Linked DNA regions of Mus musculus: regions 1, 3, 4, 5, 6 and 7 are each linked to region 2. A link is a loop called in an ENCODE intact Hi-C map of the cell type or tissue named here. Cell type or tissue: heart. All regions are shown on one strand.

Region 1 (4,000 bases), 110 kb before region 2:
CCCACTCCTCACCAGGGGTTTCCAAGTCAGGAACAGAGCGGATGAATCGCTGTCCCTTTTCCATGGTAATGCTAAATATACTGCCTACCAGTTACTGGTGGCCATGTTGGAAAGTTGTGATGAAAAGTCCGTGGGAAGAGTAAAGGCCACCCAGGGGAGGCACAGTAGCCTGCTTGTGCTTCAGGCAGCCCTCCGCAGCCCTCCACCGCCGGTCCTTCCCACAGCCTGCGTATGTGAACCTGAAGCCATCCTGTTGGGTTGTGGATTCGAGTCCAGCTTGCCTAGCGTGGGTGAGGCTCCGGACCCTTTCTCCCCACTACCACAGGAAACCAAAACAACAACCAAATGACTAATCATGTAAATCACTATTTCCCTTTGCCAGTGCAGCTGAAAATGCAGGGCACATCACATAACCACAGAAATATTATTTGGATTCCTTCTGTCCCTTTAATGTTCTGGGTGTCCAAGTCCAGTGATGTTCTTGATATTTCTGAAGTAACAAAAGCCCATGGTCACTTTGGCTGGCAAGTCCAGAATTAGAGCATCCGGTCTTATGTAACGTTCAGTTCATTCGGAGCTGTAGTTCTGAAGCCAGGTGTGGTATGCAAGCCTTTAATCCCAGCACTCTGCACAGAGAAGCAGATCTCTGATGCGGATACAGCCTGGCCTATAATAGCAAGCTCCAGGCCAGCCAAGGCTACTGGAACCCTGTCTCAAAACAAACAAACAAGCAAACAAAACAAAACCAATCAAACAAACAAACCCACCCACATTTGTAGTTCCACCTCCTAACTTCATTTGACCTGTAAGAGCCATGGCTTGGGGTACAGAAGAGGAGGCCTGCTCTCTGTCTTCTCCCTGACCTTCCCAGTCACTGACAGCCATCTTTGGCTACCCTTGGATAGCTACAGAACAGCAGTTCTCAACCTCTGGGTCACACCCCCTTTGGGGAAATTCAAATGATCTTTTCACCTAAGACCATCAGAAAGCACAGATATTTACATTACAATTCATAACAGTAGCAAAATTACAGTTTGAAAGCAGCAATGGAATACTTTTCTGGTTGTTGTATTAAAGGGTCACAGCATTAGGAAGGGTGAGAACGCTGCTCTAGAGGAGGAAAAGTTAAATCTGGGGGAATGGTGCACTCGCTGGGTCCTGCTTGTGTTTAAAGCTCACTCTTGGGGTTCTCCTGGAGGCATTCAGCAGACTCCTGCTCATTTGGGGTACAGTGCCTCAGTCCTAATGTTCATCCCCACAGCTCCTGGAAGTCTGGATGTCTACTCTTGATTTTGGCCACTGAGGACCTGCGAACCCTCTAGGCAGATATTTTGAGGAAGCGACTGAAAGAGTAGCTCATTCACACACCTCTGAGAGTGCAGGTTAGCTCCCATGCTGGGGCAGCCCATCTCTCAGTGACCTGAGACTTAGCAGGTAGATAGGAAGCCCCTCTACAGGCAGCCCACCGTTTCTCCATACCTAGAGGGGCACTCGTCAAGTTCCTTGCCAGTCTGGAGTGAGACACAAGACTACACACCCAGCCCTTCCAGAGATGTGGGCTTCATAACTGTTCTCCTCAAAGGAGTTTCTCTTTCTTTCTTTTTTTAAAATTAATTTATTTGCCTTTATTGTATGTGCATTGGTGTTTATTGCCTGCATGTGTGTCTGTGTAAGAGTGTCAGATCTTGGAGTTACAGACAGTTGTGAGCTGCCACGTAGTTGCTGGGTTTTGAACTCCAGTCTTCTGGAAGAGCTGTCAGTGCACATAGCAACTGAACTAACTGTCTCTCCAGCCCCTCAAAAGAATTTTTCAAACTGTCTTTTCATCTCTAACAACTGGTTTTTCTGTGTTTAATATAAAGAAGGTTGCCAGCTCCCTCTAAATATTTATGAAATTCATTACATTAGGGGCTGGAGAGATGGCTGGTGGTTAAGAGAGATTGCTGCTTTTGAAGAGGACCCGAGTTTGGTTCTCAGGACCCACATTGGGTGGCTCCAATCAACTGTAACTCCAGCTCCAGAGGATCTGATGCCCTCTGCTGGCCTCCTCAGCCACCTGCACACATGTGTGCATCTAGACACAAAGACACAGACACTTGACTGAGATTTTCTTTTCACATTAATTTCTTTCTGCTTATGGTGGTTGTGAGCAAGCGATCTTGGTAAGATCAGCCAATGAATACCTATCAAGTATGCCCACATCAGCTGCCCATGGTAAATATCTACTCATTAGCTCTTGCTATAAGGTGGTTTGCCTTCAGTTACTCTGCTGGCTGGATCCTGCCCATCTTTATAGAGTGAGGAATTTTACCTTAAAAACAAACCTACATTCTCAGCTTTTAAATGTGGTCAGAGAACGTGGTAACTCAACGGGGCTCAATTCCTAGGGACTTAGAGAATGTTGTGAAATGCATATCTCTGAGGCTAGACGAGGAAGGCCTTGCAAAGGGCGTTCTTCAGAGGTGCAGCTCTGGCTAGCAAGGCGCTTGCCCTGCGTGTGCAAACCTTGAGCGTTATTCCTAGCACCGTGGTGTGCTAGAAATGCAGTATCCTTATTTGTTTATTATAGAACCCCCTCCCTCCCTCCCTCCGTGTGTGTGTGTGTGTGTGTGTGTGTGTGTGTGTGTGTGATAAGACAAAGCTCAAAATGACATTGGAAAATAACTGGTCGTTGTAATTATGGCTACTATATAGTAAATATGTGTGAGGAGGTAGGATGGATAATTTTGACTGTCGTCTTGGTGGGATTTAGAATCACCATGGTAGTCAGCCTTCAGTCCTGTCTGAGAGGGAGTTGTTAAATTAGTTAACTGGGTAGGAAGACACACCTTAAGTTTGGGTGACACCGTTCCATGGGCTGAAGTCCTGGACTGAGCGAGGAGGAGACAGCCACCTGCATGGGAGCCTCCATTGCTCTCTGTTTCCTGACTAACACAGCCACGTCAAGTCCTCACCACCAGGCTTTCCCACCATAATGGGCGGTACCTTGAGCTGTGAACCAGAATAAACCCTGACTTCTTTAAGCTGCTTTTGTCAGAGATTTTTCTCTTAACAGAAAACAAGTGCTAATACGGGGGCGATAATGATTCTTTAAAAAGATACCACTGTAACCTTCCACTTCCCTCATATTAAGAAGTGAAGTAAGCCAGGCAGTGGTGAGAGACACTTTTAATCCCAGCACTTGGGAGGCAGAGGCAGGCAGATCCCTGAGTTCGAGGCCAGCCTGGTCTACAGAGTGAGTTCCAGGACAGCCAGGGCTATGCAGAGAAACCCTGACTGAAAAAAAAAACAAAAACAAAACAAAAACCCAAACAAACAGAAAGGAAGGAAGGGAGAGAGGGAGGGAGAGAAGGAAGGAGGGAGGGAGGAAAGAAGGAAGGAAAAGGAATGAGGAAAGTCAGTTCAAAACTGAGGAAGGCATAGTAGTCTAGACAGCAAAGATTTACAAACCTAGTCAAATGTATTGTTAAATAAGCAATTACATATAACAAGTGTGGAAAGTCTTAAGTAAACTTTAGTTAAAAGACATGCGGAAGTCATCAAGATGGCTCAGCGGTGAAGGCACGTGTTACACAAGGCGGATAACTTCAGTTCCACCCCCAGAACCAAAGTAAAAATAAATAAATTAATTAATTTAATTAATTAAAGCCAGCCTTAAATCCCAACACAGGCAGGAGGATCTGTGTGAGTTTGAGGCCAGCCTGGTCTACAGTGAATTCCAGAGCAGCCAGGGCTGCACAGAGAAAGCTTGTCTTGAAAAAAACCAACCAACCAGACAAACTACAAGGAATTGAATCAGAGCCTTGGGTGTACAAGGTAAACACTTTTCCACTGAGCTACATCCCCAGCCCTTTTAGAGTTTTATTTCGAGATTTGGTCTTGCCAAAGTACCCAGGCTGGCCTTGAACTCATAGTAACAACCGTCCTACCTCAGCCTCCTGAATTATCAGATTATAGCTGTGTGCCACTATACTCAGCTTGGGTCTATTTATTTATTTTG
Region 2 (4,000 bases):
AGCAGTTCAGTGCTCTTACCCACTGAGCTGTCTCTCCAGCCCCATGGGTAGTTCTTCAAGGTCCACAGAGGTGCTGGTACATGATCAGGGCACATCGGGTCCATGCACTGGGTACCCTTCCCCACTCTCAGCATCTGTTTTTGCACGTATTGGTTGGCAAATACCAAGTTGTCATCATTAGCCCAACTGCCTTCACTTTACTCCCGGCTACAAATTTAGCTGCTTCTGGGGCATTTCTAGCAGGAGAGTCCACAGACCCTTCTAATTCAGCATGTCCAACACTGGTTTCACATGTCCCCCTCCCCCAACCGCCAACCCCACATCTGACCCTCTCCTAGGGAAAGCCAGTTCCTAGAATTTTACCACCTCACTTTGTCCAATCAGGCAAAAAGGAATGTAGGGGATTGGGTCCTGGAACCCCCAACTCCCCACAACCCTGCTCAGGGTTTATCTTATTGTCCCCAGCAGCCTGCATCCCTCTTCTGTCTTGCTTGTCTCAAAACCACACTCTCTCCAGTGCAGGCATTCAACGAAAATGACCACACTCAGACTAGGTCAGTAGTTTCCAGCATCTTCGTGATGAACTCCAGACTAGTTGGTAGAACAATTCTGATCATGGCCATCAACCAACCTCCAGACACCTGCCAAATTGCCTCATCGCATCTCAGACTCCAGTTCAATACTCTGAGGTCCTCTGATTCTTCATCCCTGGTCGCACCCACCCCCCACCCCCAACACACACACAATCATTCACTGCCTTCACTGGATGTGCGCGAGTCCCTCTGAGGCCCCGACCCTAAAACTGAGCAAACAGGGTATCCTTGGACCGTGGGAGCCCAACGCAGAGCCCTGTCGCTCCGAGGCAGCTGAACCTTCTGAGGGTCCCGGAGTCACCACTTGAGGATACAGAGTAGCTAGCCAGAACCCCCATGTCTGCGCAGCCCAAGTTGGAACTCTCCTTCAGGCTGCCCCTCCTTCGCCGCCCTCCCTCGCGCTCTCCCGCCCTCGGCCAGGCCTCCCAGTTCCCTACTTTGCTTGACTACCAACTTCGAATTCCCAGTTTCAGCGTCTCGCTGCAGCCCGCGATCTCTACTCTGCCTCCTGGGGTCTTCTCCAAATGTCTAGCCCCCACCTAGAGGGACCTAGCCTAGCCAGCGGGGACCGGATCCGGAGGGTGGAGCGGCCAGGTGAGCCCTGAAAGGTGGGGCGGGGCGGGGGCGCTCTGGGCCCCACCCCGGGATCTGGTGACGCCGGGGCTGGAATTTGACACCGGACGGCGGCGGGCAGGAGGCTGCTGAGGGATGGAGTTGGGCTCGGCCCCCAGATGCGGCCCGCGGGCTCTGCCAGCAACAAGTCCCTCGGGCCCCAGCCCTCGCTGCGACTGGGGCTTGGAGCCCTGCACCCAAGGTAAGCCAGCCTTCTTGCCCATCCCCTTGATGGACGCTCAAAGGGCAGGAGAAAGGGCAGAAAGGTCTTCCTCCCCACTTTTCTCTCAGCCTCTCTCTTCTGGGCCCTCAGCGCAGCTCTTTGCCCCTCCCAGCCCCTCCAGTTCTTGTCGCTAGCTTCTTGGACTGTGTTAACCCTCCTGGCTGGCTGTAATGTGAGGCTCCCGCTGCCGCCACAGGGCACAGACCGGCTGCCAAGGCCCCACTTTTAACTAAAAGAGGCGCTGCCAGGTGCACAACTCTGGGCATGATCCACTTGAGCTTCGGGGGAAAGCCCAGCACTGGTCCCAGGAGAGGCGCCTAGAAGGACACGGACCAGGACCCCTTTGGTGAGTATAGGGCTGGTGGATAGGGGTGGCAAGGGCTGGAGGACCAAATATCCCAAATGGTAAGAAAGGAGAAATTGGTCAGAGCTGTCCTCGAGGGACTTGCTCCTAGGCTCCCCCTAGCGCAGATATCCCAGGGCTGCCTTGTCTGACTTTCCCTCCATCTGAGAGAATAGTAGCCAGTCTGGTCTCTAGGGATTTTAATCTAGTTAGCCAACGGGCACACGCCTAGCTCTGGAGGAACTAGATAAAGGCCTGGGAGGTGTGTGTCTTATCCTGGAGTCATCATATGTCGCTCCCCCTCTCCATGTATTCTGTGTGCCAGCAAAAGGATGGAGGGTTACATCTGGGACCCAAGAAGAGACTAACTAATGAGAATTCTTAAAAGTTCTAGGGGTCCAAGAGCAGTGGTTCACAAAGACTGGAGGTGCGGGCTGGGGTCAGGAAGGATGGTTTATGGGGGAAACTCCTAGGAGCAAGGCTAGGGGGCCAGATCCACAGGAGGCAGATGGTCCAGGCTTGGGCCGGATCTCGGAGTGGTTCAGCCCTCTGAGACCAGGTTGGTGTGAAGGACTAGCTGGTCCTTCTGGCAATGGCTCAGACCTAAATGTGCAGAGCGTGTGCAAAAGCCCCCTCCCCTTAAATCCGCAGGCTTGACAAGCTCTGCCCCCTGGTGGCCACAGGAAGCCATGGTCCAGGCCCTGTGTTTTCAGAAGGACCATCGCTTCCCCAGATAATAGGCAAGCTCTTGGGAGACATCTGTGGGCATAAGAGAGAATTCAGGTGACACTGGGTCCAGAAAGAAGATTGCAAGTCATCAGATAATCCAAGTGACCAACTGACACTCAAATTCTTCAGGGCTCTGCTTCCTCCCCCAAGGTATGGAGTGAACGCTGAGCATGGAGTGGAAGGAACTCAAGTTACTACTTTCTCCAACCACCCTGGTACCTTCAGCCCTGAAGTACAGAGCAGAAGGGTCTTAGAAGACAGGACCACAGCTGTGTGAGTCTCCCCCCTGAGGCCTTAGACGATCTCTGAGCTCAGCTGAGCTTTGTTTGCCCATCTGGAGAAGTGAGCCATTGATTGACCTTGTGGCATCGCGAAGGAACAGGTCCTGCCAAGCACCTAACACAGAGAGCAAGGTTCTCCATCGCAGCTACCGCTGCTGAGTTGACTCTAGCTACTCCAACCTCCTGGGTCGCTTCGAGAGACTGGAGTGGAAGGAGGAATACCCCAAAGGATAACTAACTCATCTTTCAGTTTGCAAGCTGCCGCAGGAAGAGGGTGGGGAAACGGGTCCACGAAGGCTTCTGATGGGAGCTTCTGGAGCCGAAAGCTATGGAACTGGGACTTGCAGAGCCTACTGCATTGTCCCACTGCCTCCGGCCTAGGTGGCAGGTGAGTCGCTGGCTTTCCTTGGAAAAAAAGAGAGTAGGACATAGCTTAGGGCCGCAGGGATCAGATATGAAAGGGGAAATGCCAAGAGGGAGGGGCCGTAATTGGAGGAAAGGAACGGGATTTCTCCTGATGGTCCGTGCCCTCAGGTAATTCCTCCCCTGGGCTCCTGGGAGCAGCAAATGCCTATTAAATCTAAGCCCTTCCTTACACTCTGCCACCCAGCTAGGAGCCCGACTAGACTGGTCTCTGATCTGGGCAAGACAAGACCCCCTCCCGACCCCCAAAGTGTCCTGTTCCTCCCTAAGTCTCCTTTTCTCTGTGCAGTCAGCCTGGTGGCCAACCCTAGCTGTTCTAGCCCTGCTGAGCTGCGTCACAGAAGCTTCCCTGGACCCAATGTCCCGCAGCCCCGCCGCTCGCGACGGTCCCTCACCGGTCTTGGCGCCCCCCACGGACCACCTGCCTGGTAGGTGAGAGCGCGACAGGGCGGGGCAAGGGCGAGGCTAGCTCTAGACACCCCCCACCCACACCTCCGAAAGTGACTAAGCCTCATTCCAGGGGGACACACTGCGCATTTGTGCAGCGAAAGAACCCTGCGACCCCCGCCTCAGTCTCCTCAGCCCGCACCCCCGCCGCCTGGTCCCGCGCTCCAGTCTCCTCCCGCTGCGCTCCGCGGGGCACGCGCGGCGCGTGCAGGAACCCGGAGCAGCCGCGCACGGACCACAGATGCGCGCGGCTGCCGCCTGCGCTCGCAGCTGGTGCCGGTGAGTGCGCTCGGCCTAGGCCACAGCTCCGACGAGCTGATACGTTTCCGCTTCTGCAGCGGCTCGTGCC
Region 3 (4,000 bases), 140 kb before region 2:
AATATAAAGAATTCACTATCAAAAACCAAAATGTAGTTTTTTAGTTTGAGTTACCAAGACATCTACTTTGAAGATAGTATGACCTAAATGAATATAAAGTGCACACAGGCTTAACAATCCAGGCAAAAATCATCTCAACCTGACAGAACAGTACTTAAGTGGAAACAATCTATATTATGACCCTCCATAAAAAATAACGTGCTAGGTGAGAAAACTGTGTATGTCTCTGTGTGTGCGTGTGCGTGTGCGTGTGCGTGTGCGTGTGTGTGTGTGTGTGTTTGTGTGTGTGTAATATGACCCATTTCCTGCCCTATGACCCATGCCCTAACCATAGATACTTTGTTTCTGCAGGCTTGCCTATTCTGGGAGTTGCATATGTAGTGCAGGGACTCAAACAACTTCTGCCAGTTGTTTTTCCCTTAGGGTAGTGTTTCAGAGCTCATCCGCAGTATAGTACATGCCAGTACTTCATGCCTTTCTGTGGCTGAGTGACGTTTTTAATGGGATAATGACTACATTTTACTTATCCACACATGACCCACTAATGGATATTTTGGTTCTTCTGGGTTTTTTTTTTGTTTTTTGTTTTTGTTTTTTTTTTTTTTTGTTTTTTTGAGACAGGGTTTCTCTGTGTAGCCCTGGCTGTCCTGGAACTCATTCTATAGACCAGGCTGGCCTCGAACTCAGAAATCCGCCTGCCTCTGCCTCCCGAGTGCTGGGATCAAAGGCGTGCGCCACCACGACCGGCATAGGTTCTTCTGTTTCTGGCTGTCAGAAATAATGCTTGTGTGGATGTGTGGACACCATGTACAAGCTTTTATGTGTGCAGCACATTCCCATTTCTCTTGGCCTAGCAGTGGGATGGCTGAACCATAGGATAACTGTGTGTAGCCAGGGTTCACTAGAGGAACAGGGCTTACAGATCGAGTCTAACATAGGTAGGAAGGGATTGATTAGAATGCTTACAGCAGTGGTTCTCAACCTTCTTGATGCTGGGACCCTGTAACACAGTTCCTCGTGGTGTGCTGACCCCCAGCCATAAAATGATTTTCTTTTCTTTTCTTTTTTTTAAAAAAGATTTTATTCATGTATTTGGTATATATGATGAATACACTGTAGCTGTCTTCAGACACCTGAACAGGACATCGGATCCCATTACAGATGGTTCTGAGCCACCATGTGGTTGCTGGGATTTGAACTCAGGACCTCTAGGAGAGCAGTCAGTGCTCTTAACCTCTGAGCCATCTCTCCAGCCCCCATAAAATGATTTTCATTGCTAGTTCACAACTGTAATTTTGCTCCTGTTATGGATCACAATGTAAATATTTTTGGAGATAAGAGATTTGCCAAAAGGAATGAAGAGATGGCTCTGCAGTTAAGAGCACCAGCTGCTGTTCTAGAGGACCCAGGTTCAATTCCCGGAACCCTCATGGGTGGTTCACAACCATATGTAACTCCAGTTCCAAGAGATCTGATGCTCTCTTCTGGCCTTTCTGGACACCAGGCATGTATGTGACACAGAGACACGTAAACAGACGCACACACCCTTACACATAAAATAAAACACTTTTTCAAAGTGGGTTTTCCCACTTCAAATGATTTAATTAAGAAAAAAAGCCTTCCAGGTAGTGGAGGTACACACCTTTAGTCCCAGCAATCAGAAGGCAGAGGCAGGAGGATCTCTTGAGTTTGGGGCCAGCCTGTTCTACAGAGCAAGTTCCAGGACAGCCAGGGCTACACAGAGAAACCCTGTCTTGAAAAACAAAAAAGAAAAGAAAGAAAAAAAAAATCCCTCACAGGTGTGTGTGCCCGGCCACTTGGGTTTCAGTTAGTTCCAGATGTAGCCGAGTTGACAACCAAGAATGGCCACCAGACCAACTGAGAGACTCCCAGGCTGGCTCCCAGTCTCCATCATTATACCCAGCCCGCTCTTACGTGAGTGCCAGGGACCCAAACGCAGGTCTTCATGCTTGTGTGGTAGGCATTTTACTGACTGAGCCATCTCCTCAGCCCCCAAAGACCCTTCGAAGCTAAAATAAAGCAAAAAGAAAGAAAGAAAGAAAGAAACAAACAAACAAAAAAATCACAAAAAACTCAGACCCTGTAGTTCTAGGAAATTTTCATTGAATTCTTTCTTTAAATTTTTTCCCTTTTCACATTTTTTTAACCCAACTTTTTTTTTTTGAGATTTATTTATTTTATGTATGTCTTCAGACACACCAGAAGAGGGCATCAGATCCCATTACAGATGTTTGTGAGCCACTGTGTGGTTGCTGGGAATTGAACTCAGGAGCTCTGGAAGAGCACCGCTGAGCCATCTCTCCAGCCCCTCTTCCCTACTTTTTTCTTATTTGTTCTCATATTCTAGATGTCATATTCTAGGTGTCTAACTTTCTGTCCTATATTCCGAAAGTTTTCCTCAATTTGTTTTTAACCTTTTTTTAAAAATTATTATTCCTGACATTATAGTTTTAAAAAGATGTCTTCTATTTTTATTTATGTTGCGTCTCTTTATGTGTGCTCACAGAAGCCAGCATAGGGCAGTAGAACCCTGGAGCTGTACTCACCCACTGTTGTGAGTCACCCCATGTGGGTGTTAGGAATCGAACTCGGGTCCTCGAGACTGGTATACTCTCTCACAAGATGGAGCCATGTCTCCATCACCTAAGTGGGATCTTCTACAGAGATTTGATGTAACCGACAAAGTTTAAAATATTTACTGGTCATTTGCAGAGAAAGATTTCCAGTTCCCAACTGAAATCCATTTTCAGCTGGGTGACTGGTTAAGTTTCCTGGGTGCCCACTCAGAGTTGACCAACAACTGAATACATGGACGGCTTCCCCATGTTTAAACCTTTATACTTGTGGGTTGCCCCAGGCCTTCAGTTGGGCCATCTGCAGTGCGTGGCGATAGTCACCACAGATTTTGTTAATTGAACTTGGAGGGTACGTGTTCACTCTGCACTAATGGCTATTCTTGTCCCCGGGACAGAATGCCTGCCATAAACCACTCAAAAGGAATGATTTATCTTGGCTCCCGGTTTCACAAGATTCTGTCTGTGATCACTTGGCTCCATATTACTGGGCCCATCGAGGGTTGGGACATCATGGTTGTGGGGGCAGGGGGACACAAGAGCTTCTTCATGGTGAACAGGCAGCAAGGAAATACAGTGAGGGAACAGGGCCAGATACAGGCCAAGGACAGGTACCAGTGACCTCTTCCTCCAATAGCCCTGCCTTTTTCTGTTACCACCTCCTAATAACCATGCAACCATGCAGCATATTTTGGCGCGATCTAGGAATTAATCCACTCATAGGTCAGAGTCCTCATGATGTAGTCATTGCCATAGACACACCCAGGAGCGTGTTGCACCTGTCTCTCCTAAGCGCGTCTTAATCCACAGCTAGAAAGTCCAGATCCGCCCTCCCCACTCTTCATTTCCCCTCCATAGCATTTGAGATTGCATGGCTTTCGTGCTTAGTAATTTACCTGAACCTGCTCTTGAGGCCACTGGTTGGCTAACTGCTAGGTACAGGTGTCTAGTTTCATTGTCCCTTGGCTATTAACTTAGCACCACAGAATGAGTAAATGATAAAGGTTTCCTTCGGCTTTTGGTTCTGGTCCATGTCCAGTGAGACAGCCTTTTTGCTGGCAGAGTCCTGAAGCTGTGCAGGGGGTTGCGTGGTGGGAGTTGTTCGCATGAGCTATACTCATAGGGCTCCGTCCTGATGTCGCCCTCCGGCCCTAATCGCAGTCAGTGGCTCTACCACTACAGTTGCGTCCATTCGCACGCTCTCTAGTGCCTCACTGTGGGGACTGAACGCCAGCCTGAGCTTCAGCGGGAGCAAAGCCTGTTCAAACCACAGCCCCAGAGGAAGGGTCTCTAAGGCACACTTCCCCTTCTGCGCTACGTCTAGCACTGTGGTCGTCTCTCTGTTCTAGAGTACCTGTACTCCCTTCTTCTGCAATCCCGGTTTGGACTGGTCCTCACCTCCCCAC
Region 4 (4,000 bases), 66 kb before region 2:
GGGGCAGGACCACCAAAGGGGTAAGGCATGTGCTTGGGGCCTGGGCTTAGAAGCCATCTCTGAGGAGCCTGATGTGACCTCTGGATCTCTTACCTCCAAGGTAACTGAGCACCAAGCTCTGGCCAAGTAAAAGGCTGTTGCCACCTTAGTCTCTGTCACTCCAGCCACCCCGTGCTCATCACCAGGACCAACGGAATTAGGACTTTGTCCAGAATCTGTTCCCCCTTGGAGTGCTCCTGGCCAGCCCCTGTCCATGTCCTTGTGCCTGTCTCAGAGATCATTACGTTCACAAGTACCCCTGCTAGCCAGTGAACTTGGCTCCAGGTCTCCCCTGCTCTGGAGGTAGGAGGCAATAAGAATGACCACTGGTTGGAGTGGGCACCGTGAGTCCATGGTACCTTGCTTATGGCGTCTTTTTTTTTTTTTTTTTTTTTGGTTTTTTGAGACAGGGTTTCTCTGTATAGCCCTGGCTGTCCTGGAATTCACTCTGTAGACCAGGCTGGCCTTGAACTTAGAAATCTGCCTGCCTCTGCCTCCCGAGTGCTAGGATTAAAGGCGTCTTAAGACTGCCAGTCTTATTCAGGGGAAATGAAGACAAATGTAAAAGGCAGCAGAACAGAACCCAGAATGCTGGCGGGAGGGGGGAGGGAAGGCTGTCAGGAAGGTCAGGCTCCCGCCAGCTCTGTCTACTGCAGCCTCAAGTTGTTAGGGGAGAACCTGGGCTTTAGGGTCAGCAGGTGCCCAAGCAGAGCTTCTGCACAGAAGGCACTGTCGGGGAGAGAGGGTAAGCCTGGTTGTCTCATCCCTGGCCCAGTCCTCACACAGGAGCTCAACACAGAAGGAAAGGTCAACCAGTCTCGGCCACAGAATCCCAGAGCCAGCCTCTGTGAGCGCGGTCATTTTGTCCAGCCATAAGCCCCCTTAGAGGCAGGGCTTGGAGGCTGGATAGTCAGAGTCACCTGGAGACAATGGCTTACAGTTGTGGATCCCCTGTTCCCTTCAGCTGGAGAACACTCAGAGATGCCCCCCCATGGGGCGTGCATGACTGGGTTAATTACTGGCTATATCTCAGACCTTTTCTGGGGGTCACCTTGTGTTTGGAGGAATGGGGAGCTTGGTAGCTGAGCAGAGGTGATCTGGCCATGCTCAGATTGTCTCTCGGCACCATAATGATGCTTGCTGGTCAGAATGGGGGGAGGACATCTTTGCCCCATGACCTCACCATGGGTTCAATGATCTTTGTGGGTGGAACCATGCTTAGTACCTTGACCAGGCTCACAGTGGCTCATTATGTTGTCCTAGCAAAGACTGAATGCAGCTGGGACCTTGACTTTCTCAGTCCACACAGGGGAAAAAGAGACATGGGTTTGGAGCCAGGCAAACCTGGGTCTCACTCTTGCTTCCCCACTTACTGAGCCATGTGACCTTGCATTGGTCTCTCAGTCAAGTTGAGCTTCAGCCTTGTCTGCAAGAGTGGAGACAGCGAGCCGGGTGTGGTGGCACATGCCTTTAATCCCAGCATTTGGGAGGGAGAGGCAGGTAGATTTCTGAGTTTGAGGCCAGCCTGGTCTACAAAGTGAGTTCCAGGACAGCCAAGGCTACACAGAGAAACCCTGTCTCGAAAAACCAAAAAAAAAAAAGAGTAGAGACATTGATCCCTACCACCTAGGCAGTTGCCATCCTGACGGTAACTCATGGTCTGGGGCCTGGCCTGCAGTCAGGGCTCAGTCAGGGGCAGGAAATGCTGTTGCTGCTCTGTCCTCACCCCCTGCCTGCCTCCACTCCTCACGCATACACCTTCCCGTAATATATTCTGGGCAGGAGCTGTCAGGACTTGTGTAGACTGTACACACAAACCCAGGTGATTGGCAACTGTTGATACAGGAATGCTGTGCATAGCAGGAAAGTGGCTGTTGGCATCTTCAGCCACACAGGATGCAACTGATAACTTATAATTTAGAGTTTTTTTTAAGCCTTTTGACCACCTGACAGAGCTGTCAGAGAATAATGTCTCCAGGTACCTAACCTCCGGGCACTGCCCTGAAAACCCCTCTTTGATACCCGTTCATTGCGCATGCCATTCTTCAGCAGGGAATGCCTCCCAGTCTTGTCCCTAAGAGCCATCGCTTTACTTTAACAAGCAGCTCGAGTGTTGGCGGCACCACGGACTGCAGAACTCTTCTCACAGGACTGTGCCGCAGGCAGACCTCTCCCCTCAACTGTGGGGAGAGGGGCACTGGGTGATGAAGCCAGCACTCATCGTGGTGCACCGTCCACACACAATATGCTTTGTGTCCCTTTGTGTTTGTGTTTACAACGCCACCTCAGATGTCACCTGGTAGGTGACGTTTCACTCATCATCGGGTTTCCATAGCTCTTTGTACATTTCTTTTTATAATACTTTGAAGTTCCTTCCTGAGTCCTCACTTATTCCTGTCTAACCTTCATCCTTAATTTACCTCCTATCACCACTTACCAACTGATCTGAGGTCACCTCCCATTCTTGTCCCCCTGCTCCCATGCTCCTGACCTGGGCTTGGTGAGGCAGGCAAGCATTGGCATTCTAGTGACCTACCTGTGCACTCTGCTGTGTTCAGGCCACTGCACCACGGTGCCCATCAGCACCACCAGCACCACCAGCATCAACAGTGGAGAGAAGCTGAAGTGCCTGAGAATGTATTAAGTGTAGACCATTCTTCCCTCAAACGCTGATGTTAGGGAACTCCCTCAATGGCTCAAACATATTTTTAGATTGATTGATTGATTGATTGATTGATTTTGTGTGTGTGTTTGTGTGTGTGTCCCCTTCCCCTTTGTGGGTCCTCGGGATTGAACTCAGGTCATGAGGCTTGGGCACAGGCCCCTTTACCCCAGGATTCATCTTAGCAGCCCAGAATTCTTTTTTTTTTTTTTTTTTTTTTTATTGAGTACCAAGAATTACACTGGACATTGGGAAGACAATTTTTAAAAATGCAGCCAAGATAGCTGTTTTGCAACATCTGGGAGAAGTAAACTTTAGTTGGATCAAAGGGTTCTGATGAAATTTACGTAAAACTGTAAAGGCCCTGGCCCTGGATTGGCTGCTGAGTGGGGAGAGGGAGACTGAAGAGACCTCAGTCCTGCCCAGGATGGAGGCCGATGCACAGTTAGCTCTGTAGGCTATACAAGGAGCCAATGGCAGCTTTGGAGCATCAGAAGAGCTGGCTTGTGTGTGACTTGGTGCAGAAGGACAGGCACACAAGTGCATCTAAAGGAGTCCTCTGGGCTAGTCTTGGCGTGCTCACCCAAACAAAAGGCTGTTGACATTTCTTCTGGAGAGTCATGAAAAGCTCCAGGCTGAGGGTGAGCCATTTCTGCTTCTGCAAGTCTGACAAGAGAAAAATGAAAATGGAGCCAGGTGTGGTGACACATGCCTGTAATCTCAGCACTTAGGAGGCTGATGCAGGAGGATTGCCAGGAGCTCAAGGCCAGTTTGTGCTATGTAGCAAGACCCTCTCTGAAAATGCCAAAAAAAGATGAGGGGGAACAGGAAAAGTGTGGCTCATTAATTCAAGGTTGCCCCTAGAATTGGGATTGAGTCTACACAGCATGTGGGCTTAATTCTGGAAGCTCCCTACAGAGCATGCCCAGGGCATAGGAGAAAACTTCCTCCCCATCTACTGTGGGAGCCAGGACTCAGCCTCCATCCTCATCTGCACCTCCCAAAATGCAGTCCTGCCCTGCCCGTGGTGACCCTTCACCCTCCTCCTCAGCCCAGGGGACATAGGTCAGTTCTGTCCCTCTCCAGCCCCTGCGGCCTCAGCAAGGCCTCTGCAAAGTTCTGGGAACTGTAACAAATAAGAATCGTCACCGTCCAAGAGCTGCCATGAGTGGGCAGTGTGGTCACGCAGGGACAGTGAGCTGAGCTTGCTTTCCTCAGGGCATCTCACTAAACTGCATGCAGAAATCTTCCTACGAGAGGTTAGAGCTCTGCTCACTGCTGGTGGGAAATTAAAAACTA
Region 5 (4,000 bases), 150 kb before region 2:
CAACCATCTATAATGAATGGGATTTGATGCCCTCTTCTGGCACACAGGTGTACATTCAAATAGAGTATACACACACATCTTTAAAAAATTCATTATGAAAAAGACAACTTTATTTTTTATTATTCCTAAATTTTATTTGATTTTATAGAAGTGGCGGTTTTGCTTTTATGTAATCTGTGTGCTGTTAGATTCCTGGTGCCCCAGGGGACCAGAAGAGGCGTTGAATCTCCTGGAACTGGAGTTATAGGTGGTCGTAAGCTGCTGTGTGTGTGTGTGTGTGTGTGTGTGTGTGTGTATGTGTGTGTGTGTTTGTGTGTGTGTGAACCTGAGCCCTCTAGAAGAGCAGCTTGCGTTCTTAACCACTGGGCCATCTCTCCAACACCCACACCCCCATCTCTGGCCCAGTGAACTTGGTGAGAACCTCAGATCCAGAAGGCTTTGGTGGAAACCAGTATTTCTAGTCTAGTCGTCCCCAGTGAGTCCCCAGCAGTGGGCTGGCAAAAGGCCCAAATATAAGTTGAAAAATGTTTGAAGCCGCAGCATGATCTTGAAGGTAGCTGTCTACAGAGTCCCGTTAACACTGTTCTATTTTGGGTATAAATGTCTTCATTTATTCAGAAGAGGGTGGGAAATTGTACATATGTTCATGTTTATCTATACATAAGCCTAGATCACATCTAGATTTGCATACGTGTGTATAAAATAACTGTGAGCACGAAATCTAGAAATAATAACTTTGGTTGCCTTCCAGGAAGAAAGCTGGGAGATGTGAGACTGAATAAAGTAAGAGAGAGTGCTAGAGAGAGAGGGAGAGAGAGAGAGAGAGAGAGAGAATGTGTGTCTGTGAGACTGGAGAAGGTGAGAGAGAGTGCTGGGAAGAGAGACAGAGAGAGGGAGAGGGAGGGGGGGAGGGAGTCTGTGAGACTGAAGAAGGTGTGAGAGAGTGCTGGGGAGAGTCGGGCTGGAGGAAGAGAGGGTGCCAAAGAGCATGTGTGTGTCTGTGTGTGTATGCATCTATGTGTGTGTGTGTATGTGTGTATGTATATGCATGTGCCTCTGTTTGTGTTTGTGTATGTGTCTGTGTGTGTATATGTGTGTGTGTCTCTCTATGTGTTTCTGTGTGCATACATGCTCTCACCATGCTGTGTGACCCACTATTCCCACTCCCAAGAGTTCATCCACAGCGTTCCTGCAGAGTTACCCACTGCAGGATTTTCTGTGTGTTTGCTTGCACTGTCATTTTTCCTTTTCTCTTTTGTGTGTGGGTGTCTTGCCTGCACGTGTGTCTGTGTACCATGTGTGTGCCTGGTGCCCCAAGACCAGAAGAGGCTAGAAGATTCCCTGGGTCCTCAGTAAGAACAGTGAGTACTCTTAGAGGCTGAGCCATCTCTCTAACCTGACATTGTTTCTTTGTTTTTTAGTAGCAAGTGTTTGGCAGCTATTTAGGTGTTTATCAGCAGGGAACAAATTAATGAATTAGGTTCCCATTTAGTGAGTCTGAGGCTGGAGCTAGAGGGCCTCTATGTACTGGTAGGAAAAGGTTTCTAGAATGTATCTTCAGATGCAAGACAAAAGTGTCAGGAGTTTTGCATGGGTCTGGCAATGCTCTAAAGTGTTTGTCATCATTCAAAGTCAGTGCAACTTGTTATTCCATTCCTTTTATTATAAAATAGTTTTGAAACATTTTCCTCTGGGCTCTAACGTGTCATTATTATGAGCTTTCTTATTATGAGCAGTATTTGGCACAGAGGAGTGACAAAATCACATTTTTGAGTTATTAAATCTGTTCCACTTTGAGCCAATCAGAGTGACCTCCTACTGATTAGTGTCTGGTGGCCAAGTGCCTTTATATGGTATTCAGCTCTGTACTGGAGCATCGCGGAGTAGCAGTCGGCCTGGGCCACAAGGGGGCAGCAGAACCCTTTGATTGCAATAGCACGGATGGCTTTTGGCCAAGTCCAGCTGCTGCTTGCTTACTGTCCTTCAACTCAGCTGTGTGCACCTAGGAGTCAGGGCACTGTGCGAGCCGACCTCAGAGGTGAGAGGGGTGAGAGGGGAAGGGGTGGGTTTCCGAGTCACCTTCCCTCCTCTCTTACAGGCTGTCCAGTGGATTACAGAGCAGTATGGGAGACATTAGGGGTGGTGCAGCAAGCTAGCACATACACAATCACTGAGGCTTCAGAGCCTCTTGCCTGACACTGAGTCCTGGCTCTGCAGCTTTGGGCTTATGTTCCTACGCTTCGAACCTAAGATTATCAGGGAGATAATCTAAGTAAACCTCTTAGCACTACACCGTGGTGAGCATTGGAAATAGCTGATTACAGGCTCAGTGAGGAAGGACACTCGCCACAAGCCTGCCATCCTGTGCACGATCCCTGAAACACACTTAGTGGAAGCAAGAACCGGCTCCAGCAAGTTGTCCTCTGATCGCCACATGCATTTTTACCCACACATACATAAACACACACAATATATACATTAATGTCAAAACATTTTAAAATAGATGTTCATAATTAAAATAATATTAGTTGGACTGGAGAGATGGCTCAGCGGTAAAGAGCACTGACTGCTCTTCTAGAGGGCCTGAGTTCAATTCCCAGCAACCACATGGTGGCTCACAACTATCTGTAATGAGATCCAATACCCTCTTCTGGTGTGTCTGAAGACAGCTACAGTGTGCTCATACTCGTAAAATAAATAAATTAATCTTAAAAAAATATCAGTTACCAGCAGAGATGGGTAATAGATTCTTAGTGGGTTATTTTTGTTTGTTTGTTTGGTTGGTTGGTTTTTATTGGATATACAGTCTCTCTATGTAGCCCTGGTTGTCCTAGAACTCCCTATGTAGATTAGGCTGCCCTCAGACTCACAGAGATCCACCTGCCTCTTCCTCTTGAGTGCTGAGATTAAAGGCATGTGCTATTGCTGGCTTCTTGACTTGTGACTCTTTCTTATGTATTTAGTAATTGTTTTTGTTTGGTCGCAAGCAAGGTAGAAATATTTATTTAGAACCATTTTAAAGCTGTTTTTTTTTCTCAGAGGGGCTTACAAAGTACTTATGGCCTTGTTTACCCTCTATAAAATAGTTTTTTTTAATTGTTTGTGTACATGTGCATGTATCTACTGTGTGAGTTCTAGATCTCTGCAGTCTCGGGTTTAAAGCTCTCATCCCAGTGTGTCTCCGCGTGTTTTTGACGGGAAGGTGTGGTGTCAGTGCTCAGGTGAGGCAGGTGGGCAAGGTGGTATTGTTGAGAGAGGCACACTCTGAGATAAATTTCAGGTGGGGTAAGCTCACCAGGGCGCGGCTGTGGGAGCAGCCCCCGGAAGGACAGGAAGGGAGGCAGAGAAATGCAAGGGACACTCACGTAAGAAGTCACGTATGGTTCGCTCTCAGTAACGACCTCACTGTGCCCGTGGAGATGGGGGTTGAGCCGGTCCTTTTAAATGGAGGGAGGGGAGTCTGCTTTTGTAGTTCCTTGGTCACCACTATCCGTTGGTCCAGGGCTGCCCCAGAGAGGGTACGAGACCTCAGAGCTGACAGTGCCCGTCAGTCCAGAGTGCTGACAGCTGGGGGATCATAGCAGCTGATGAGCAGATCTTGTTTCTCCTGGGGCATCTGAGTGGCATCCTGCAGAGTCCTGTAGCTCTGCCACGGTGTCCAAGTCACTTGAAAGGGGGATGCGCGACATGGTGTCTAATCCATTTGCATTTCTATGACAAAATACTTTATGTGGGGTTATAGTTTTCAGGGTTGGAGATGCAGCTCAGGTGGTCGAGAGTGCCCACCTAGCACGTATGAAAATCAGTGTTCAGTCCCCAGCACTAAATAAACCAGGTGCTGTGGTAAGGAAGCAGGAAGAACAGAAGTTCAAGATTGTCCCTGACTACTTAGTGAGAGATAGCTTGGAACTGGACTGATAAGCCAGGCTGGCCTTAGTTCACAGAGCTCTGCCTGCCTTGCCTCCTGAGTGCTGCGATCAAGGCAGTGCATCAACACTTC
Region 6 (4,000 bases), 99 kb after region 2:
TGATTAGTGGTCCCTACCTCCTTACAGTCCCAGCCTAGGGGGCTAGGAAGCATTGTCAGGAGGATCCTGTCTTGGCTTTGCTCTCAGAATCATCCTCTCTTGAACTTGAAACCATCATTACACAACTCCTTCCCTGCCCTGACCCAGTGTGGAACAGCTGTTTAAATCCATGAGTTCCACTGGGGCTCCACGTGTCTCTTGGGTCATCTTATGTCACCCTCGCTCATGACAGCTTAAGTCAATCCAGGCAGGACCTCAGTGGCCACAAATGACATCAGGCAAACAGGAAGCATCAACCTTGGCCCTGTCCAGGTAGCCTTCCAAGTCTCCAGAGCAGTCAATGCCTAGATTCTTAAATGCCTTTAACAGAGCCTTACAATGCCAAGGAAGCCAGCATTCCCAGCACTGTGGAGGACTCAAAAGTCTGTACTCATGATGCTGAACAAGTATACGATGTCTAAACATTCTTGGCATCCAACTTGCAGAACACCATTGGCATAGGTCACCAGAGAAGAGGAGAGGTGGCTCTCTGTGACTGGTATAAGCCGAGGAGTAGCCATGATTGAAGTGAGCTGGAGGTAGCAGTGACAAAAGTGGAGATGTCCCCCACCCAACCCTCCATGCTCCCACCTAGGCCTGGAGAGGGGCCGCAGTTAGAATGGCTTTTCCTCAGGACCTGTAAAATTTAGCGAGCACTTAACCAAATATTTCTGAGTGTCCACCGTGTGCTGAGAATTATGTCACTCTCTGAGAACGTGGCTCCGAGAAAGAGGGGTCTCCCCCGTCCACACATGGGGTTCTCGATGTGTATCCTTGTTGGAGTGTTGGTGTATAGTCCAATACAAGGCCGTCTGGGGTCCATGTGTAGCCAAGAACATGGCAGTGATACTGAGCTCATGGGCATGCCATAGATACCGTGCTGTTATGTCACCAGGAGCGGTATCCACAAGTCAATGTGTGTCACCAGCAGGCTATGCTAAGGTGCTATGTTCATCAGACTGGCCATTCCAATGATCCTTCCCTCCACAGTGCTGTTCCAAGGAATGGGATGGAAGGTCCCTGGGATTCCCAAATATCGAGTCTCCCTGAGGAGGGCAGGGCTGGCTCCAGACCTGAGGCTGGTTACCCAGTGCTTCCCTATGGTGGGATAAATTCTTCCCACTGTTGCTGTTCCCAATGAACCCAGAGCCTCTATGGATGGGGAGGACAGGAAGAGGAATGGTTATGTGTGAAGCAGCCAACACCAAAATAGCTCTACCCTGGGGGAGGATCCTGTGACACCGCCCCCTGCTCCCAATCCAGCTGCTGACCTGGTGCCTGGGGAGCACTTCTTTCTGATCCCACTTTCCCAGCTTCTCTTGGACATGAATGATGGACCAAGCTTCCCCCCAAGTGATGACATCACAGGGAATGAGGTTGCTGGGAAGAGAGCCCTCGAGGGAGGGCTGGGGACAGGGTGGCCTGTTGCCTAGGTGGGTGGGGTTCCTTCTGCTGGCAAGCCTTTCTACAAGGCCAAGCAGCTGAGAAGGCAGGGCTGGATAAGGCATGTGGGGTACAGGGGGTGTGTGCCTTATCTGTCCCAGACACATGTCTGATAAGCCTCTTACCAGGGCCTGGCCCCGGGGAGCAGGTGTGGAGCCGGCTGGAAGAGGGGAAAGGCCAGCTGGGGCTGGCTCCGTACCAGGAAAGACAGCAGGGTCAGGAAGTTCTGGCGCAACCCAGGAAAGGGAAGGAAGGCTGTCTCTGTGAGCCGTGTGGATTGGTGCTCAGAGTCCTGCTTCCCAGCGTTGGCCTCCCCAGGTCCTCAACTACTGAGACTTGGAACCCATGTCTCTGGGATTCCTCTGTGCCAGGAGCAATGGCGGAAGCCCGACATTGTGTGGGATTAAAGGATTTGCCCAGTGGGGGAGTGGGAGAAGGGAGCCTCGTGTGTGGGAACTGTGCATGCTCCCTCCCAGTCAGGGTCTTCTCCTGGAGTACGCCCTGCATGCCCAGAATCACACAGGGGCCCTAGCTGGGTTTCCCAGACCCTTCCCAGCCTCGATACACCTGTACACCTCCCTAGTCTGCACATATCCCCACACGCCAGGAATCCCAGCCTTCCTGGGACATTTACTTCCAACAAATTCCACAGACACCTTGGAGCCCTGGTGCCCTCTGGCGACAAGAGCCACACATGGCAGTTACCGTGACTCCTCAGGTCACCCTGGGTCAGACAGTATTACCATACTATCATTTGCCTGGTTGTTTTGTTATCTTCACATCAAATTTGTAAAGTAAAAGTAATCTCCATTTTCTAGCGCTAAGGACATACAGGTTAAATAACTATACAAGTAATCAGTGGTAAAGATTGAACTTGAGCCCGGGCTGGCATGTGTCCAAAGTCTATGCTATCAGAGTATGTACAGACTGCTTAGAGTGTGTGTGAACATGGGCACCTGAGGCAGACCATGTTTAACATAGGGGCCATGCTGGTCTCTGAGGGTCATGAGTGAAGTTGAGGCTGTCTGTCTGTGACTATGAATCAGTAAGAATTGGTTTGGACACATTGAGGTTGGCTGTTGGCTGTTGGGACTTTTCTATGGCTTTTATGTGACTGTGTAGCTGTAACATACACATGGTTCAGCTTGTGACTTATGATGTGTGAGAGTAGCTACAGCAGTGAGTGTGTGAGAGAGGCAGACAGACAAAGGTAGAGACACAGACAGACAGACAGAGAACTATACAGAGTTATACAGAGCAACCCTGTCTCAAAACAAAACAAAACAAAACGAACAAACCAAAAACCAAAAGAGAACATTACTGTGTGACTGTATTATGGACATTCTGCAGCTAGTGGAGTTGTGGGAAGAGAGAAGGGCGGAGGGCCCTGCGTTCCCAGCACCACTAGGCTTTGAGTCCCAGGACTGTGTCACTCACCATGACATACATGATGGATGGCGCTTCACATGCCTGATACAGTCCCTGGGGGCCGAATTCTCCTCCTCTCCTCCCCCGACTTTTATTTTTTGAGGAAGTAAAGCAAATAGTACCACAGATGGAGTTGGTCTTCATTTTTTTCCATGAGATATTTATGAAAGCATTTTACATGCCTTGGAGTGATAGCTTTTTTTTTTTTTTTTTTTTTTTTTGAGTCCTTTAAAAAGAAAATGGGCCAGAGAACCAGCTGGGCAGGTGAAAGTGCTTGGTGCTTGCAGCACTAGCCTGACGAGGTGAATTCCGAACCTCTGTGGATGCCCAAAGCAGTAAATGAAGGTCTGTAATACCAGCATGCTTATGGGAGGCAGAGACAGGAGAATGAATCCACAGAAGCAGGCCAGCTACCCTGGAGCATGAAGTGCAATGATAAAAAGGAGATCCTGCCTGGAGCAAGGTGAAGGGGAGGACCAGTATCTAAGCTTATCCTCTCACCTGAGCATGCATGCGCGCGCGTGCACACACACACACACACACACACACACACACATTAAAGTAAATATGGAGCCAGGTGGTGGTGGTGCACTCCTTTAGCCCCAGCACTTGGGAGGCAGAGGCAGGCAGATTTCTGAGTTCGAGGCCAGCCTGATCTACAGAGTGATTTCCAGGACATCCAGGACTATACAGAGAAACCCTGTCTCAAAACAAAACAAAACAAAACAAAACGAACAAACCAAAAACCAAAACAAACAAAAAAGTAAATGTGGCTATTGTGTTCTTTTATTATCTAGGCTGAGGCTGCAGCTGACTATGTAAACCCAGGCTGGCCTCAAATTCACACTGCGCCTTCCTTCTCAGACTGGGATTGCAGTGCTGAGGTTGTCGTCTTATTGCAGGGGTCATAGGTATACACCGCCATGCCTGGGTTAGCTGTTGTCATTCTTTAACTTGAGCAATTCTGAGATGTTAACTGATCAAGTGCAAAGATCCTTTCAGGGCATCCACAGGCAAAAGCTATTTGCTAACAACAAATCATTAGCTGTCACTTTGACTTGCTGATATTTTCACTGAGGACACCAGAGTG
Region 7 (4,000 bases), 92 kb after region 2:
GTTGCCCCAGGGATAAGATGCTGCAGGTTTAAAGATAGGAGAGGAGGTCTGATGTGGACAGACAGGCTTTGGGCTGAGTGTGAGCCCCCAAGACTGATGCTGGGAGGAGGGTCACAGAGCCCTTTAGCACTTGTGACTTTCCTCTTCCCAAAATGGGATTGTCAAATGATCCCCCCACACACACACATCTCCAAAGAGGGAAGGCATTGCTTTTGTTGTGGTTCCAAAGGCTGGAGTACGGAGTGTAGTACTGGTCTTCTGGCTCCCTCACGAAGGTGCCCACGGTGAAGCTCCTGATTTCTTGGTGAGCAGGAAGCAGCCAGGTGGACCAACTTATAAGCATATATTTATCTGTATTCTTGATTATGTGTGTACAGGGAAGAGGGAGCAGATCCACTAGAGGTGGAGTTACAGGTGGTTATGAGTCCCACAACATGGTTGCTGGAACCTGTGTGTCCCCTGCAAGGGCAGTATGCAGGCAGATTTTTCTTTAAGTTTTTTTTTTTGTTGTTGTTTTTATTTTTTTAAACTTTTAATTCTTTTTCGAGACAGGGTTTCTTTGTGTAGCCTTGACTGCTTGAGGGCTAGCTCAACCCAGGAGATCTGCTTGCCCCTGCTTCCCAAGTACTGGGATTAAAGTCCTGAGTGCCACCACCACCCAGTTTTTAAAAATTTTTATTTATATGTATGTGTGTGAATGCATAATACGGGGGTGGAATAGAGGTTGGGAGAGTGCCAACAGAGGACATCCCATTCCCTGAAGCTGAAGTTACAAGCAATAGTGAGCCTCCTGACACTGCTGCCAGGAACTACAGGCCCTGGCCGTCTGGAAGACCAGCCAGCCCCTTATGCATCCCTAATCACTGAGCCATCTTTCCAGCCCCTAGGTAGACCAATTTTAGGGGTCTATATGAACTAAGCCCTCACTAGTAACTAGAGGCAACAGGTCTCCAGTACTTTACAATTCGGAGGGAGGAGACACCGTCTCTATTCACTACCACAGGGATGTTAGCACAGTGTTGTGTGCATAAAGTCTCCTGTCTGGGGCACCAAGCCAGCTACTTGCTGCAAACTCAGGGGCTTCCTGCATCCCCACCTTTGCTCGGGCAATAGTTCCCTCTGTAAGGGTCTCTGGTCCCCAGTTTTCACTGGTCAATACATTGCCTACCAACATCAAAACCAGACCCCATGCCATTATCTTCATGAAGCCTTCCTCCTCCTTCTGCAGTCGACCCTTCCATGGTACCCTTCAAGAATGCAATATATGCAAGATGCTGGCTTCTGTCCACCCCCTCTGTCTGGAGAGGTCTGCCAGGGCAGACGTGTGGTTCTTCTATATCCTGAGAACTATACTACTGTAGTCCCGCTGAACATAAGGAGGAAGGGAGCGTTTTCTCTGAAGTCTTTGAAACACTTGGGCACGCTCAATGTTCTCCGCTAGTCCCTAACCAATCCTATCACCCGCTCTCTAACCTTTTGCCTCTCTGGAGATGTCTTTATCTTAGGTGTTCTTTTTGCCCATTCCTTGCCCTCTATCCTTTATCTTTCTAACAGTCATAGCCTCAGACTTGCTTCATTTAAAAAATAGAACAGAAACCAGTCAGTGGTGGCACACACCTTTAGACCCAGCTCTTGGGAGGCAGAGGCAGGCAGATCTCTGAATTCAAGGCCAGCCTGGTGTATAGAGCAAGTTTCAGGATAGCCAGGGCTACGCAGAGAAATTCTGTCTCAAAATACAAAACCAAAAAACAAGAAAAAAAGGAAAAAAAGTAGAACAGGCTTTGTGAGGGAGCTATCATAGAGTGCTAGGTGGGTACGCGGCTCCTTTAAGAGTGACTAGCGAGGGGCGTGGCCTATGGAAAACAGACCCGAGAGGGGGTGCGGCCCCTTTAAGTAGCTGCCCGGCCGGACTTGAAGGCCCGGGACGGGCTGGCAGTGTGGGGCGCGGTCACTTTTGGAGTCATGGCACCGCCCGGAGTGCCCACTTCCTCGAAACGAGACCGGTTCGCTTTAATCAGTGTGCAAGGTGTGTTGGGGGGCGGGCGTTACATCAGCCACCACGTGTGCGCCTCTCAGCTGGCGTGGAGGATGCCGCCCCGCCCCCCGCGGTGGAAAAGTACCCGGGTGCCGAGGTCTCCGCCCCCTTGCCCCGCCCCCGCCCGTCCTCGGCCCCTCCCGGGTCTGCGGGCAAGCCCCCTCCCGGCTCGCTGGCCTCAGCTCCGGCCCGTGTGTGGCTGCCTGCTGCGGGGTACAGGCTGGGAGCAGGCGCTCGGGAGCTGCGGGAAACCAGGCCTCACCTGTGGCCGCCCGCACTCGCCGCAAGCATGCCCAGAAGGAAGGCTAGAGTGAAGGCTCGAGTGGCAGGGCGTGGATTTTTTCCCCCCAGAGTAGCAGTCCCCCAAAACCACTCTCCGCCCCGCAATCCCTTCTCAACGCTGCAGCCACGCGAGCCGCGGACAAAAGAGAACCGGAGGGCGCTGGGGTTCTTCCTCGCTGCTTCCCAGGAACCGCGGGCGCGCGGGAACCGGCACCCGGCGGGCGAGTGGGCGGGCAGATTAGGAAGGCCGCCGGCTGCGGCGCCCAGATAGATAGCCAGCACGGCTGGGAGAGGAGGTGGGGCGAGAGGCTGCACGCGGGGCACAGACCCCGCTGCCGGCTCCCGGCCGCGGCAGACCCACTGGCGCCCCAGAAAGACCGAAGACGCTCTTCGGTTCCGGCGCTGCGCGCACAGCCCCGTACCAACCACCTCCGACCGAGCCGGCGTCGGCACGCAACGCACCCCCTCCATTCCGAAATCACCCTCCCTCCCGTCTGCTTTAGTTCCTTGGTGACAACGATGACACACAGACACACGCACCTACCCAGACCTTCGCGGCGAGACAGACATCCCAGTGCGAGCACTCACACTCTTAGCCACAGATACCCGCAAGCAAACGCTATCTCATCCACGCACCACACACACATCCATACACATCCTGGGGCTCAGCCTCCCAGAGTCACAGAAACGCCCAGAACGACGGCTGGACAGACCTAGGCTCGGGCCGCAAAGCCCCCTTCCCCCAGCTCTCTTACCATACTGCTGCCCCCGGCCCAGGCGTGCTGGGTCCGCACCGCGGTGCGCCCAGGTGGCTTTCTTAAAGGGAAAGTTGCATCAGCCTCCCGAGGCTCTCTGCAGCCGCCAGTCCTCCCGCCCCGCCGCGTTGCCTGCCGCTCCTCCAGAGCTTGTTGTGTTTTGGTTTCGGGGAGGCGGGGGCTAAGAGTTTGGTGAAAGTTTGGAGAGTGAAGAAGGCTTGAGAAACCTAGCCAAGTCCCTCCCCTCCCTGAGCGGCTCCCCTGGCCGCCCTCCCCCGCCCTGGTCCCATCTCCTCCCTCCCGCGTGCCGACTACTCAGACTCCTCCTACCAGGGAATAAGATTACAAGTGGCTCTAGTTTTCTGATGATTGATCCTCACGAACCCCTGGGAGTGGGGCTCGGCAAAGGAGTCCCCTTCTCCTTCGCCTCTCTGCCCTTCAGTTGGGACACTTGGAGGAAGCAGATGTCCTCCCCTTCGGGCTAGGCTTGGAACGAAGCCAAAAGGCCTGGGGCGCTTTGGGGGGCTGGGGCTGCAGTTAGCCCGCCAGGCCCCTGGCCTTCTGCGCCTGCGTTCCCCCTAGAGAGACGTCAAGAGCAAATTCCGTTCCCTTTGCAGTAGCGCCGCTAGAGACTGTGGGCACAGCTGAGTAAAGCCTGGGGCCCACTCCTTGGAATTGCAAGGCTGGGGAGCCCTTTCTCCCCGAATTCTCCACCACTGATTTGATCAGCCCTACCTGGTTAGTTGTGCCACAGAGCCTACCTACTTCAGGTGCCTGGATTGCAGTATCTGCCAAAAGATGCTTTGTTGAGCCTCAGTTTCCTCCTCTGCAAAATGGAGAGAATGACTTAAGGAAATGCATACCCACGTGAAACTCATTGCTCCAGATTGGCAGTGGTGCCTAGCAAATGGAACAGGCTGCCACATTT

What was found. Hi-C counts contacts between places; a loop is a spot of excess contacts. Peaks named below come from ENCODE experiments on the same cell type or tissue, not always from the same donor. Only the 100,000 strongest peaks of a DNase experiment are listed, where the experiment ranks them.
Region 1: a loop joins it to region 2, with 2.3 times the contacts of the local background. A loop is called at or near these places in 2 of 42 quality-filtered maps.
Region 3: it touches region 2 in a loop (2.5-fold over the local background); 7 of 42 quality-filtered maps call a loop at or near these places.
Region 4: a loop joins it to region 2, with 2.8 times the contacts of the local background. A loop is called at or near these places in 5 of 42 quality-filtered maps.
Region 5: a loop joins it to region 2, with 7 times the contacts of the local background. A loop is called at or near these places in 34 of 42 quality-filtered maps.
Region 6: a loop joins it to region 2, with 3.0 times the contacts of the local background. A loop is called at or near these places in 15 of 42 quality-filtered maps.
Region 7: it touches region 2 in a loop (2.3-fold over the local background); 15 of 42 quality-filtered maps call a loop at or near these places.

What each region holds. Positions count from the first base shown.
Region 1 is chr4:118,033,323-118,037,322 of GRCm38, reverse strand. All of the region lies in intron 3 of St3gal3 (ST3 beta-galactoside alpha-2,3-sialyltransferase 3), which reads left to right. Among named protein-coding and RNA genes, the nearest start is that of 9530034E10Rik, 60 kb to the right of the region's middle. In heart, a CTCF peak has its summit at 2,049 (motif pointing left); no DNase peak of the experiment used is centred here; H3K27ac peaks cover 207 bases.
Region 2 is chr4:117,926,793-117,930,792 of GRCm38, reverse strand. It overlaps Artn (artemin), which reads left to right and starts at 1,030. Exons shown (of 5, transcript NM_009711.4): 1 at 1,030-1,407; 2 at 1,541-1,774; 3 at 2,651-3,169; 4 at 3,494-3,632; 5 at 3,725-4,000. The coding sequence starts at 3,110. In heart, CTCF peaks have their summits at 1,889, 2,452 (motif pointing left) and 3,343; a DNase peak (open chromatin) is centred at 1,852; H3K4me3 peaks cover 2,770 bases; H3K27ac peaks cover 2,512 bases; H3K27me3 peaks cover 3,607 bases.
Region 3 is chr4:118,064,219-118,068,218 of GRCm38, reverse strand. All of the region lies in intron 2 of St3gal3 (ST3 beta-galactoside alpha-2,3-sialyltransferase 3), which reads left to right. Among named protein-coding and RNA genes, the nearest start is that of St3gal3, 69 kb to the left of the region's middle. In heart, a CTCF peak has its summit at 2,225 (motif pointing right); no DNase peak of the experiment used is centred here.
Region 4 is chr4:117,992,898-117,996,897 of GRCm38, reverse strand. The region is part of intron 5 of St3gal3 (ST3 beta-galactoside alpha-2,3-sialyltransferase 3); the gene reads left to right. 9530034E10Rik (RIKEN cDNA 9530034E10 gene) reads right to left here. Exons shown (of 3, transcript NR_166452.1): 3 at 2,919-3,367. Among named protein-coding and RNA genes, the nearest start is that of 9530034E10Rik, 20 kb to the right of the region's middle. In heart, no CTCF peak of the experiment used is centred here; no DNase peak of the experiment used is centred here.
Region 5 is chr4:118,081,708-118,085,707 of GRCm38, reverse strand. The region is part of intron 2 of St3gal3 (ST3 beta-galactoside alpha-2,3-sialyltransferase 3); the gene reads left to right. Among named protein-coding and RNA genes, the nearest start is that of St3gal3, 51 kb to the left of the region's middle. In heart, a CTCF peak has its summit at 1,895 (motif pointing right); a DNase peak (open chromatin) is centred at 1,917; H3K27ac peaks cover 1,676 bases.
Region 6 is chr4:117,827,860-117,831,859 of GRCm38, reverse strand. No RefSeq gene overlaps it. Among named protein-coding and RNA genes, the nearest start is that of Slc6a9, 5.4 kb to the left of the region's middle. In heart, a CTCF peak has its summit at 2,176 (motif pointing left); DNase peaks (open chromatin) are centred at 199, 859 and 1,449; H3K4me3 peaks cover 614 bases; H3K27ac peaks cover 2,076 bases.
Region 7 is chr4:117,834,550-117,838,549 of GRCm38, reverse strand. It overlaps Slc6a9 (solute carrier family 6 (neurotransmitter transporter, glycine), member 9), which reads right to left and starts at 3,292. Exons shown (of 14, transcript NM_008135.4): 1 at 3,073-3,292. In heart, no CTCF peak of the experiment used is centred here; DNase peaks (open chromatin) are centred at 1,969 and 3,299; H3K4me3 peaks cover 3,074 bases; H3K27ac peaks cover 3,092 bases.